Linked DNA regions of Homo sapiens: region 1 is linked to region 2. A link is a contact called in ENCODE Hi-C or POLR2A ChIA-PET data. All regions are on one chromosome and are shown on one strand. The core of a region is the stretch at or near the end of the contact, and the rest is flanking DNA. Distances in the headings are between cores, read along the strand shown. Region 1 holds the start of CLASP1 (cytoplasmic linker associated protein 1). Region 2 holds the start of PTPN4 (protein tyrosine phosphatase non-receptor type 4).

Region 1 (5,491 bases), core at 1,773-4,272, 1.9 Mb before region 2:
AGTTGCTTTCTGAAACAGATCTTTCTAGCTGGGCGTGGTGGCTCCTGCCTGTAATCCCAGCACTTTGGGAGGCTGGATCACGAGGTCAAGAGATCGAGACCATCCTGGCCAACATGGTGAAACCCCGCCTCTACTAAAAATACAACGATTAGCTGGGCGTGGTGGCATGTGCCTGTAGTCCCAGCTACTCAGGAGGCTGAGGAAAGAGAATCGCTTCAACCAGGGAGGCAGAGGTTGCAGTGAGCCGAGATCGCACCACTGCACGCCAGCCTGGGCAACAGAGTGAGACTCTGTCTCGGAAAAAAACCAAACAAACCCAAAACAGTTCTTTCATCATGTTACTATGCCTAGTCACGGACCTTAAACAATATAAAGTATGAATTTCTATACTTGGTTTCAAAATCTCCCACATTCTATTAATACTAATTTTTGAGACGGAGTCTCGCTGTCGCCCAGCTTGAGTGCGGCGGCGCAATTTCCGTTCACCACAACCTCCACTTCCTGGGTTCAAGCATTTCTCCTGCCTCAGTCTCCTGAGTGGCTGGGATTACAGGTGTGTGCCACCGTACCCGGCTAATTTTTGTATTTTTAGTAGAGACAGGGTTTTACCATATTGGCCAGGCTGGTCTCGAACTTTTGACCTCAAGTGATCCACCCACCTCGGCCTCCCAAAGTGTTGGGATTATAGGCGTGAGCCACTGCGTCTGTCCCCACAAGCTATTAAAATTAGGGTTTTTCTTTTTTTGTTTAAGACTAGCCAAGTGCAGTGGTTGAGAAGTGGAGCACAAGGAGAACAAGGAGTTTGGTCTGTAACTGGCAGTGAACAATCAAGATAACTTACTATCTCTGTATTACCCTAAAAGGATCTTGAAGAGTTATCTGTACACTCATGTTTGAAGCAGTATTATTCACAATAACCAAAAGGTGGAAATAACACAAGTGGTATATACACACAATGGAATATTATTTAGTCTTAAAAGGGAAGGAAATTCTGACACATGCTACAAGATGGATAAACCACAAGGAGATTATGCTATGTGAAATATGCCAGTCACAAAAATACAAATACTGTATGATACCACTTACACGGGGTACACAGTCAAATTCACAGAGACAGAACTAGAATGGAGGTTACCAAGGCTAGCTGGAAAATGGCGAATGAGAAATTGTTTAATGGGTTCGGGGTTTGTTTTGCAAGATGAAAAGAATTCTGGAGACTGGCCGCACGAGGTAAATATACTTAATACTAACGAATTATTCACTCAAAAATGGTTAAGATAATAAATTTTGTTGTGTAGATAAAAAAATTTAAAAATCGATTCCATCTTTCTCATCAAATCTTACTTTTTACTCTTTGTTTCTTTTTTTCCCATTTCAGTTAGATTGCTCTCTTCATTGTACTTCCAGTATGCCTCTTGAGCCTTTGCACCATGGTGTTTCTTCTCTGGAATGGTCTTTCATTATCACCCATCCATTTTCAAAAGGTTGCATGTGCTTTCGTTCCAAAGACATTAGTTTATAGATCCAACCAGGAGTCGCATCCTCCATGTCATCCCTACTCTTTCAAATCACATACCTCTACCTTTTCTGCACTACACAGAAGGGCCTACACACGGCTTTCATACTTTAGCTTAGCCTCTCCGACCATACCTCCTAAGACCCTGAGGATCAGGGGGCATTATCTCATAGTTCTCCCGCACTTCTCTCCCATCCCAACACATACACTAGCAAGGAGCTCCGCACACAAGCTCCTCCAGTAAAAACAACGCACTGGGCAGTGCATCTCAACACATCAAATTACCGGCGTGCATAGGAGCCTGATGCGGCAAATCTGTGGGTCCTTCGGGATCCTTGAAGGCAGCCCTATAATTTGCATTTTTCTACGCTCCAAAACACTTTCCGGGCCAGATGCGGTGGCTCACTCCTGCTGTCCCAGCACTTTCGAAGACCCAAGACGGCGGATCACTTGAGGTCAGGAGTTTGAGACAAGGCTGGGAAACATGGTGAAACCCATCTCTACAAAAAAATACAAAAAGTAGTTGGGGGGGGGTGGTGCACGCCTGTAATTCCAGCTACTCGGGAGGCTAAGGCAGGAGGATCACCTGAGCCTGGGAAGTCGAGGCTGCAGTGAGCCGTGATCGCGCCACTGCACTCCATCCGGCCTGGGCGACGGCGGTGAGACCCTGTCTCAAAAAAATAAAAGCCACCACTTTCCCACTTATTATCCCAGGGAAACGCACGCGACGGAGGAGCGAAGGAGCGTTTATTTGTGGAGGCGCTCAAGTAAGAAACCCTGCTCGCTGGCCGACTCAAGGGTCTCCAAAGCCTTCTCTGGGCTGTCTCCCCTCCCCAAAAGGCAAAGAACCGTTAACAAGTTTACTTCCGGCACAAGCGTCCGCGCCTGCTCGGAAAAGGGAGCGTGGACACACAGCTCTGTTACGGGAAGTCGCAGGGCACAATTTCCTTCATTGCAGTCGCCCTCTGGGCGGACGCCCTAACCCAGAAGTGAAAGACCGTTTCCTTCGAGTATCAGACCCCCGACCAAAGGAAGTTCCACTTGGACGACTTTTACCCAGGGTTTCCCGATTCCTCTTTAGCTCTTCCTATCACGCTCCCTGCTTGCTGGTGCATTGTTGCTGTGGCCACTTAGTTCCGACCTTCCTTGTCTAACTCGAGTTTTGTCGCAACTTTCCAAGGGGCCTAACCACAACCTTTTCCGTAAAAAAAAACAAAAACAAAACCTTTACCCTACGGGTCCCCATCAGGGTCAACTAACGTTCTCCGTGAGGGGCAAAGCTCCCGGGGACTTTACGCCAGCGAAGCCTAACACGGCCAGGCCAGCGCCTGCGCGGGGCGTTACCATAGAGAGGCAGCCGCCTCTCTGGTCTCGGTTTACGCTCTCTATGGTGTACCCGGGTTGGTGGCGGTAAGAAGAAAAAGGGTGACCGCACTGCGCAGGCGCCCTCGGCGTCTCTCTCGCTCTCTCGGTCTTTTTTTTTTTTTTCTTTTTTTTTTTTTTTAATCCCCGCACCAAGCGCTTAACCTCATTGGGGTGGAGGAGAAGGCGGCGGCTCTCTGGTCCGCAGCGGCAACAGTAACGAAAAACAGGGCTGTAAGTACCCGGTCAGGGGGCGGAGGGTCAGACCCGAGCCCTCTCGCGGCCCTGGCCCCTCCCGCGCAGTGGCGGGCGCCGGGTCTGGGTGGGGGCGATGTCCAGCGCTGTCATCGGCTCTTGGGTGCACTTTGGGGGGATGGGGCGGCCCTGAGGTGGGAGCCTGGCGAGGAGCGGGATGCGAGGGTTGTTTATCCAACCAGTAGGTCGCTGAGCCCAGGCTGCTTTGCAGAGGGAGGGGATCGGCCCTGGGGTCAGTCGGGCTTTGTGTGCCCCTCTCTGTTTCCCTTTTCCAGACCCCACCCGGGCCCCCTTCCTAACCCGAGTCTCCCCTGCCGGGTGGGAGAAGCCAGCGAGCCCGGGGCGCGTTTGAAAGGAAGGGAGGGGGCGAGGGAGAGAAACCCACAACAACTAGTCATTGGCGAGTGATGGGTGTGAAGAAAGATCCAGAGAGAAGGGGTGCCGGGAGGCGGGCGGCCCGGGCTCCCGTCCTGGGCTCCCAACCGGGCCAGACAAAAGCTGCGCGAGCGGCGCCGAGCGGAGCGGCCGGCTTGATGGGATGCACAAGGTCCCCTTGGTTCCCGGGGCCTTCGAAGAGCTTCTTTCTGAAGCTGGGAAAGCGAACAAGTGCTGAGTTAAGCCTGTGCAGACTTCTCAACTTGCCTTTGTTGTTCTTTGGTATTGGCAGAGACGCTCTGACGAAGATGAGTGTGTGATCTTGCACGTTAGCCTGGCTAGGTACAATGGAGCTAATCGAATTTTGCTTTCCGTTTTCCGAGCTGCTGGGATGAGTATGGGGCTTTCCAGAGTTTAAATTATTACATAATATTTTTAAAATAGTTGTTTGCTTCTAAAATTAAAAAAAATTAATGTGGAGTCTGAAAGCACGCTGTGGTGAGTTTGCAGCTGAGTTTGCAGCTGGGTGAGTTTCTGTGTAGTGGGGTGCGTTCATTAAATACTGACCATTCGTAGAACCTGTGAGCTCTTTAAACATGATACTTTCATTTGTAGATGTGGCAATGAGAGCTTCAGATTCTCTAGTCCTTTGGGAGACCGTGATGCAGAAGAGTCAGAAGCGAGAAATAGTTTCATGCCGCCATGTACCTTGGACCCTATTTGGGTGCCACAGTCCGTTTTCAATTCTGGCATTAGAAATTGTTTTTATTACTACGATTATTTACGACGGTAACTGACCTCTCGATATGAGGGATCCTGGATATTGGCTCCGTTTGCTCATCAAGGGATTGGGAGAATAGCAACATTGATGTTGCGACCATATAGATAAAAAGTAGCACAGTGCCTCAGAGTATTGAATATTATTTATTTTTTACATTTGTTAAGAAATTTAAATTTTGATGATCTGGTTATCTTGTTAAATTGTGTAATACACCTTTTTAGCAGTTGTTACTGAAATCTCAGTTTCTATAATTCATTGTTTATTATGGGCTACCTTGTAACACCATTTTAGACTTCTAAAGTTTTAGTTTTTATGAAGGAGTTTTCAGCCATAGCTTTTAATTCTCCCAGGTAAGGTTAACCAAAGTCAGGACTCCTTAGAGGAGACTTTGTTGGTGGTGGAGGTGTCAAATATTGTATCTCTGTGTTACAACTGAATTGGCAAATACAGAAAAGGCTTTTGCTAAGTTTTCACCATAAATTTGTGTTAGAACGGAAAACCCAGATCTCCTAGTATGTCAGGCTTTTGAATTAACCCACAGATTCCACTTTATTTATGTAAAAGAGGTAAACTTTTTTTTTAATTGATAGCAAGTAAAACTCTGAAGCCTGGTGTATTATGCTTAAGTAACTAGTGGGATAGAATCTCTTTAAGTGTAGTTCAGATGATGGGAACTTGCTTTTTATAGAGCAAGATTTCAGACCCTTAAAATAGTTTGACAGGGATGTTGAGAAATGATTGGCCAGAAGAACATGAAGTTTGTCATTTAAGTGTGTTATATTTTGTTTACTGGTTTTATTTATTATTTATTTTTATTTTTATTTTTGAAACAGAGTTTCACTCTTGTCGCCCAGGCTGAAGTGCAATGGTGCAATCTCAGCTCACTGCAACCTCCACCTCCTGGGTTCAAGTGATTCTCCTGCCTCAGCCGCCTGAGTAGCTGGGATTACAGGCACCCACAACCATGCCCAGCTAATTTTTGTATTTTTAGTAGAGACAGGGTTTCACTATGTTGGCCAGGCTGGTCTTGAACTCCTGACCTCCTGTGATCAGCCTGCCTTGGCCTTCCGAAGTGCTGGGATTACAGGCGTGAGCAATCGCGCTCGGCCCATGTTTACTGGTTTTAGATTTAGATTTTTTTTTTTTTTTTTTTTTGAGATGGAGTCTCGCTATGTTACCCAGGCTGGAATGCAGTGGCGCGA
Region 2 (5,806 bases), core at 2,489-4,988:
AAGTTGAAGGAAAAAAGAATATTTCCATCATTGCAGAAAGTTTAATTGGACAGAACCGATCTAAAGAATAAGTTTTAGAGAATTCCACTTACTAGAAGTATGAGCCTAGACAAGTTATTTCATTTCCCTTAGCTTCTATTTGGCAGGGAGAGGACAGGGGATTAATAATACCTACCTCATAAAGCATACTTGGTGAGTGGGACAACATGAAAAGCCCCTTATACAGGATCTGACACTTAACAGACAATAAATATTAACACTCTTCCCCTCTGGGTCCTTTTTTCTTTCTACTACTCTATATAACCTCCTTGTTAAAAAATACAAACACAATAACCAACCCAAATTGATATTTTCCTCATGATAGTCTATACGATGTAATTTTCATTTTGTTCTTACTAATTAATTCAAATACTTGCATCTCTCTTCCAAAGTTTCTACTTAAGAATAATGAAATGAAGAATGAATGTGAGGGAAGATATCTCTAATGAAATGAAAGAGTCTAATAAATTTCCCCTCCTCTTTTTCCCCATTCATGCAAAAGATAAGAAATTATGCTGTTCCTAGACAATGGTACTTTCATATCAATAAAGAAGATTCTACGGTATTTCTACATTATATCCTATCTCATCATCTATACTACTCATTAAATATTAAATGAAGAGATAACACCTCCTTCCTACAGTGCTTTCCTGGCAAACAATAAAAAGGATTTTCAGAATGCTAAGCCAAACTTCAAGGCTTCACAGCTTATTCTAGTAAACTGGCAAATTTAACAAATCTGGATTATAGTACATAAAAAACTTCATAACATGCAATAACCCAGGAAAACAACAAAATTCAACTCAGTTAGTAAACTTCTACCAATAACTAAATTTTACATAGGAGCAACAATTCATATTTAGCCACAATAACCATTCCTAGGGAGTTGATCAATTTTGCATTCTAACTAAGAATTTAGGCAAAACTTTAAAACATTTGCCCCTAAACATACACCAAACAAGATTTCCACGTTTCTGGAAAACTTTTCTTGTTTAAAAGTGGCCATATTAACTCTCAAGCGGGGGGCAGAAGTACTCTCAATAACAAACCTCCTTGCAATTTTCTGCTAGTCTCTTACTTTGCTCCTTAAAGACAACTTACTAAAAACCATGATCACTGATCCCGCTTTTAGAGTTTGTAAGTCATAAATAAATACTAAACAGATAACAATGGATACTGTACTGTACACCTCAATTATGTTTAACAGACAAAACTATTTTAAAAATACAAATCACAGTTTAATAACAACCTAACGAAGTCATACAAGTTAAAAAAAAAAGCTGAAAAGTTTTTATTACCATCTCACGTAAATTGTATTACTATCCCACTTTATTATACTTTTTTTTTAAAGTTAGGCATCTATGCTCAAACTGATTAAATCGAGTATGAGAGATCTATACTTTTTTTAAAAGTCCTTCAACAATAATGAAGTGTACACTGGTCACAGAATAGTTCAAATGAAATTTCCTGAGGCTGCATTCTAAGTACATCCGACCCAGAAAGTATTTTTAGCAAGTACGTTCAATCAATGCTGGTTTTATGCCTAGCCTAAATTAGAAATTGGGTGTTATAAATTTAAAGTAACAATGTTACTAGGGACATTTTAAAAGATATTTAATTAGAACATAAGAAAAAAACACAAGTTTGACTCAATTCAATACCTACAGCTCTGAAGCTAAGATGTTAGAAAATGGGCAGTAAGAAAAATCACATCCTCGTCTATTACTACTTTTGAGGAACTCGTGATTTTCTAACTTAATAAACATGGACCTACTCAATTAATATTTTTAAAAACTACAAAATAGTGGTGCCTCCTTGGATTTTAAAAACCTCTTGCCAAATTTTTAAAACAGACTGGCAACATGACAAACATTCCCATGTACAAAATAGACTGTTTCTCTTATAAATCACTGAAGATTATGATACTATGGGACCGTGCGTGTTTCAATGCAAAATGTAACAAAGATATGTGTACCATAAAAAATGCGAAGAGACATAAAAATTGCTTTTGTGGTAATTGGAGCATAAATTTATTCTAACAAAAAAACAGTGATGTCCACAAAATGATCACACTTACGAGCTAGTGAAGAGGTTCTGTAGAATACACAAACTTCTGCTTACGAGTTTTTTCTTTAAAAGAAAGCTGAATTTATATTAGTCAAATTCAAGATTTAGATGATATACCTAGCTCTATTCCATTAAGCACAGTTTAGGCTCTGAACAATCCTTTATTTTAAGGCCATCTCCTTCCCCCTTAAAATTGAAAAAAAATTTTTTTCCTCTGGCACGTTAAAGTTCAGAAAACCAAGATTTAAAAATGCCCTGGCTTTTACTGTTCCAGTCTTCTTTCTACTCTAATTGTCTTTTGCAAGTCGGACACATTGGCCTTTTATCTTTCTCCATAAATATGTTTTAAATGTGACCAATCAGCTGTACTGTTTCAACTGGGCCCAAGATCTGGACACAGAAACTTAGTATTACTGAAACCTCTTATTCGAAAAGCAGCTGGCATATTGCAGATGCATAACAAGTTATCCTAGAACAGGCGTTTTGAAAAATCCTACAAATCGTCCTTGTACATACTGATGTCACTACATGATGCAAGCCCAGACATAAAATCTTCCACCCTAAGTTTTGCAGAAACATCCACACATCACCTGTGCAACTGTAAGCTGTTCCATTTTATGGAAACCCTGCGAAATGCATCACTGTTTACCCACATCTCAACTTTTTTTTTTTTTTTTTTTTTGGCTCAACTACAGATTCCCAAATACAGGTATATACTGGTAGAATCATAACAGGCTTAAAACTTCAATGGTAGGAATAGTTGGCTCATGCAGCGTGCAAGAAGCGCTCATATGAGCCAAAAAAAAAAAAAAAAAAAAAAGGAATTCTACCAGCAATGGAAAACTCAAGATTCCAAAGCTTTACCTAGAGTTTAGGTACTGGGAACATTCCATCTCCGCACCTATTCCATCCCTTGGCCCTTCGCTGACCCATAACAGAGATTCCAACTATAACCCCCGCAAAAGCAGAGGTCCCAGGAAGAAAGGAAAGAAAGCGTTTTTTTGTTTGTTTGTTTGTTTGTTTTTGTCCTTTTTTCCTTCCTTTCAAATCATCCTCGTACCTCCGGCTTGCCCCACCTGGCTCACCTCCCAGGAGCCACACATGCAGGTAAGAGCCTCCCGTTCAACGTGCAGGGCCGAGAGGCCGGCGGGGACCGGAGAACCTCTTACCTTCGTATATCACAGCCGCGTCCTCTCGGCTGGAGAAAAAAAGCCTCGAGGCCCCGGCGCGCAGAGGAGAAGCGCGTCCTCCGTGCCGCTCCGGGGGGCTACCTCAGCGCCCCCCGAGCAGCCGCCGCCGCAGCGGTCGCGCCACGACCCGGAGCCGCCAGCACCACCTCATGCTGCTGGGCAGCCGCGGGCCGGCGCCGCTGGGGAGGTGGCAGGGAGGCGGGCAGCCGGCGACCTCTCCTACCTCCCTGCAGGGATGAGATAATCCACACCCCCAAAAGTGCGTGGGGGAGGGGGCCTGGCCCCAATCCTCCGACCCCGCGGCCAAAGCCAAGTCTCTTTCCTCTCCCGCTCAGGCCCAATTCCGGCCCCTGGGACCCAGGAGTCCTGAGAGAACAATGTTGGTGGTGGGGCGCGAGGAGCGGAAAAGCGCACTGCGCGGCGTGAGCTGGCGGGTAATCCTGGGCAGCGTTTGTGTGTGAGAGTGCAAGAGGAGCTCAGTCACCCCCCTCCTTCTCCACCTCCTCTTCCTCCCCCTCCTCCTCCTCTATCTCTTCCTCCTCCCTCAAGCACACCCCCTCTCCTAGGCCGCAGCATAGCAACCGAACATGGCGGCTGCGCAGGCGCCGCCAGTCAGTGGCCAGGAGCGGCGGCGGCAGCAACAGGAGGCGATCTCGCGAGAGGCGAGGCCAAAACCCTGCCTCGCTAGCGCAGGGAGAAGTCGCACCAGTCGGAGCGCAGAGGGACACGCAGGTGCGAGAGAGAGCGGCCTAGGAGGATTGGGAGGGCGGATTGGAGGGGGGAGGCGGAGCGCTGTGGCCCCCGCCCCGCAGCCGCGTCGCGATTGGTTGTTTGGACTGCGACCCCTGCTGCACCCACTGACCGCAGGGACCGGATAGTGGGCAAGAAGCGTGTGTTAAAAGGGAAAACCAGACCAGTTGGCAGCAGGTCGCCCCAACCTCAGTGCTCCTGGAGGATATAGGTTTTGGGGGGCAGTTTTGAATCATTTCCTCTCCTAAACGTAGGCTCCAAAACAAAGCCTCAGCAACCAACCTGCGTTTATAAAACAAACGTTCGGGGGCTCCTTCTGTGTGCCTGGAACGGTGTGCTTTTTAAAATTTAATTCCTTCTAATAACATGAATTTGGTGTTATCACGCCAGGGTTTTTAGCCAGGTGCATTATAATATTTTATTGGTGATACAAACTTATTGGTAATACCACAGTTGCCTACTGGCGAATGATCTCAGCTGAAATGGAGGAAGAAGGGATTTGGGGACCGCCACACTTCCTTTTTGCCCAATTTTTGTTAGTGCCCTTTTCTGTCGCCAGGCGCCTTCTTTGTCCTTCCTTGCTCTTAGCTTGAGCATCCTATCAGAGCCTACCTTTATAAAGACGATCTTTCAAAAACCACTTTCCCAAGCCGACAAAATGACTACAAATCAGGGGAATGTGAACAAATCTGGAAAAGACAGAAATTTCTATTGACTCTCTTCTCCCTCACACCTGTTAGTTTTTCCATTTGAAAAAGGCAACTTGTCAATCCATGTTTCCAGCTTTACTTCCTTCACTTGCTTTTCTTCCCAGATCTCTGTTGTAGCCAGTGCTCATTCATTCCTCCCTAAATATGCATTCCTGCCTCTGACTCTCCATTTTGTCTTTGATCATGCCATTCCCTCTGCTAAAATGCTCTTCACCTCATTGTCATCTGTCAACATCCAGTCATCCTCCAACCAAAGATCATATGAGACTTCCACCAGAAATTGAATGTTTCATATAAATAGAATCATACAATATGTAATTTTTGTTTAGAGGCAAGGTCTCGCTATGTTGTCAGGCTGGTCTCCAACTCCTGGGCTCAAGAGATCATCTTACCTTAACCTTCGGAGTAGCTGGGATTACACATGTGAGCCACATGGCTTACATGTAGTCTTGTGTCTGGTGTTAAGCAAGACACAAAAGTTCCTGAGTGGAACTTCCCCTGCAAGTCACCAGGATGGACCCTTTGAAGTTACCAATACTCACCATTATTCCTTGAAAAATCTGAGTTCACCTTAAATCTACCTGCCTGCAACCCTGGAAAGAGAAGAAGCAATTATTGTCCTTAAAAAAAAGAGAGAGAGAGCTTTAGACTGTGCCCCAGGCTCACATGGGCCCACTGAAAATTGAATTGGGAAATAATAAATTAGTATATCTCACACTTTAATATACATGCTGATCACCTGGAGTTCTTATTAAATGGCATGGTCTAATCCATTAGGTCTAGAGTGGGCCCTGAAATTCTGCATTTCTTTCTTTTTTTTTTTTTTTCAATAGAGACAGGCTCTCACTGTGTTGCCCAGGCTGATCTTGAACCCTCCTGACCTCAAGCAATCTTCCTGCCTTGGCCTCCCAAAGTGCTAGGATCACAGGAGTGAGCCACTGCACCTGGCCTAGAGACTCTTTCTAACAAGCTCCCTGGCTTTTGGACCACCCTGGAGTAGCAGGGGTGTAGACTACTGTTCCTTAAACTGGAGTCTAAGAAAAAATATAT

The links. A loop is a pair of places that touch in the nucleus more often than their neighbours do. ChIA-PET counts read pairs that join two places held with the same protein, here RNA polymerase II (POLR2A). Pooled maps may share reads with other maps.
Region 1: a map of naive thymus-derived CD4-positive, alpha-beta T cell shows a loop between it and region 2 (29-fold over the local background). The contact joins the promoter of CLASP1 here to the promoter of PTPN4 in region 2. A Hi-C loop is called at or near these places in 1 of 168 maps with a recorded cell type or tissue (naive thymus-derived CD4-positive, alpha-beta T cell) and 11 of 50 pooled maps. POLR2A ChIA-PET finds 5 or more read pairs at or near these places in 1 of 52 experiments (OCI-LY7).

Annotation. Positions count from the first base shown.
Region 1 is chr2:121,646,993-121,652,483 of GRCh38, reverse strand. It overlaps CLASP1 (cytoplasmic linker associated protein 1), which reads left to right and starts at 3,022. Exons shown (of 41, transcript NM_001395891.1): 1 at 3,022-3,112. It overlaps NIFK-AS1 (NIFK antisense RNA 1), which reads right to left and starts at 2,830. Exons shown (of 4, transcript NR_037857.1): 1 at 2,103-2,830; 2 at 1,802-2,016. RefSeq lists enhancers at 2,512-2,781, 2,813-3,439, 3,440-4,068.
Region 2 is chr2:119,757,854-119,763,659 of GRCh38, reverse strand. PTPN4 (protein tyrosine phosphatase non-receptor type 4) reads right to left here and starts at 3,738. Exons shown (of 27, transcript NM_002830.4): 1 at 3,276-3,738. LOC101927764 (a long non-coding RNA gene) reads left to right here and starts at 3,946. Exons shown (of 4, transcript XR_007087215.1): 1 at 3,946-4,028. RefSeq lists enhancers at 2,882-3,506, 3,777-4,036, 3,753-4,047 and silencers at 3,237-3,536, 4,087-4,196.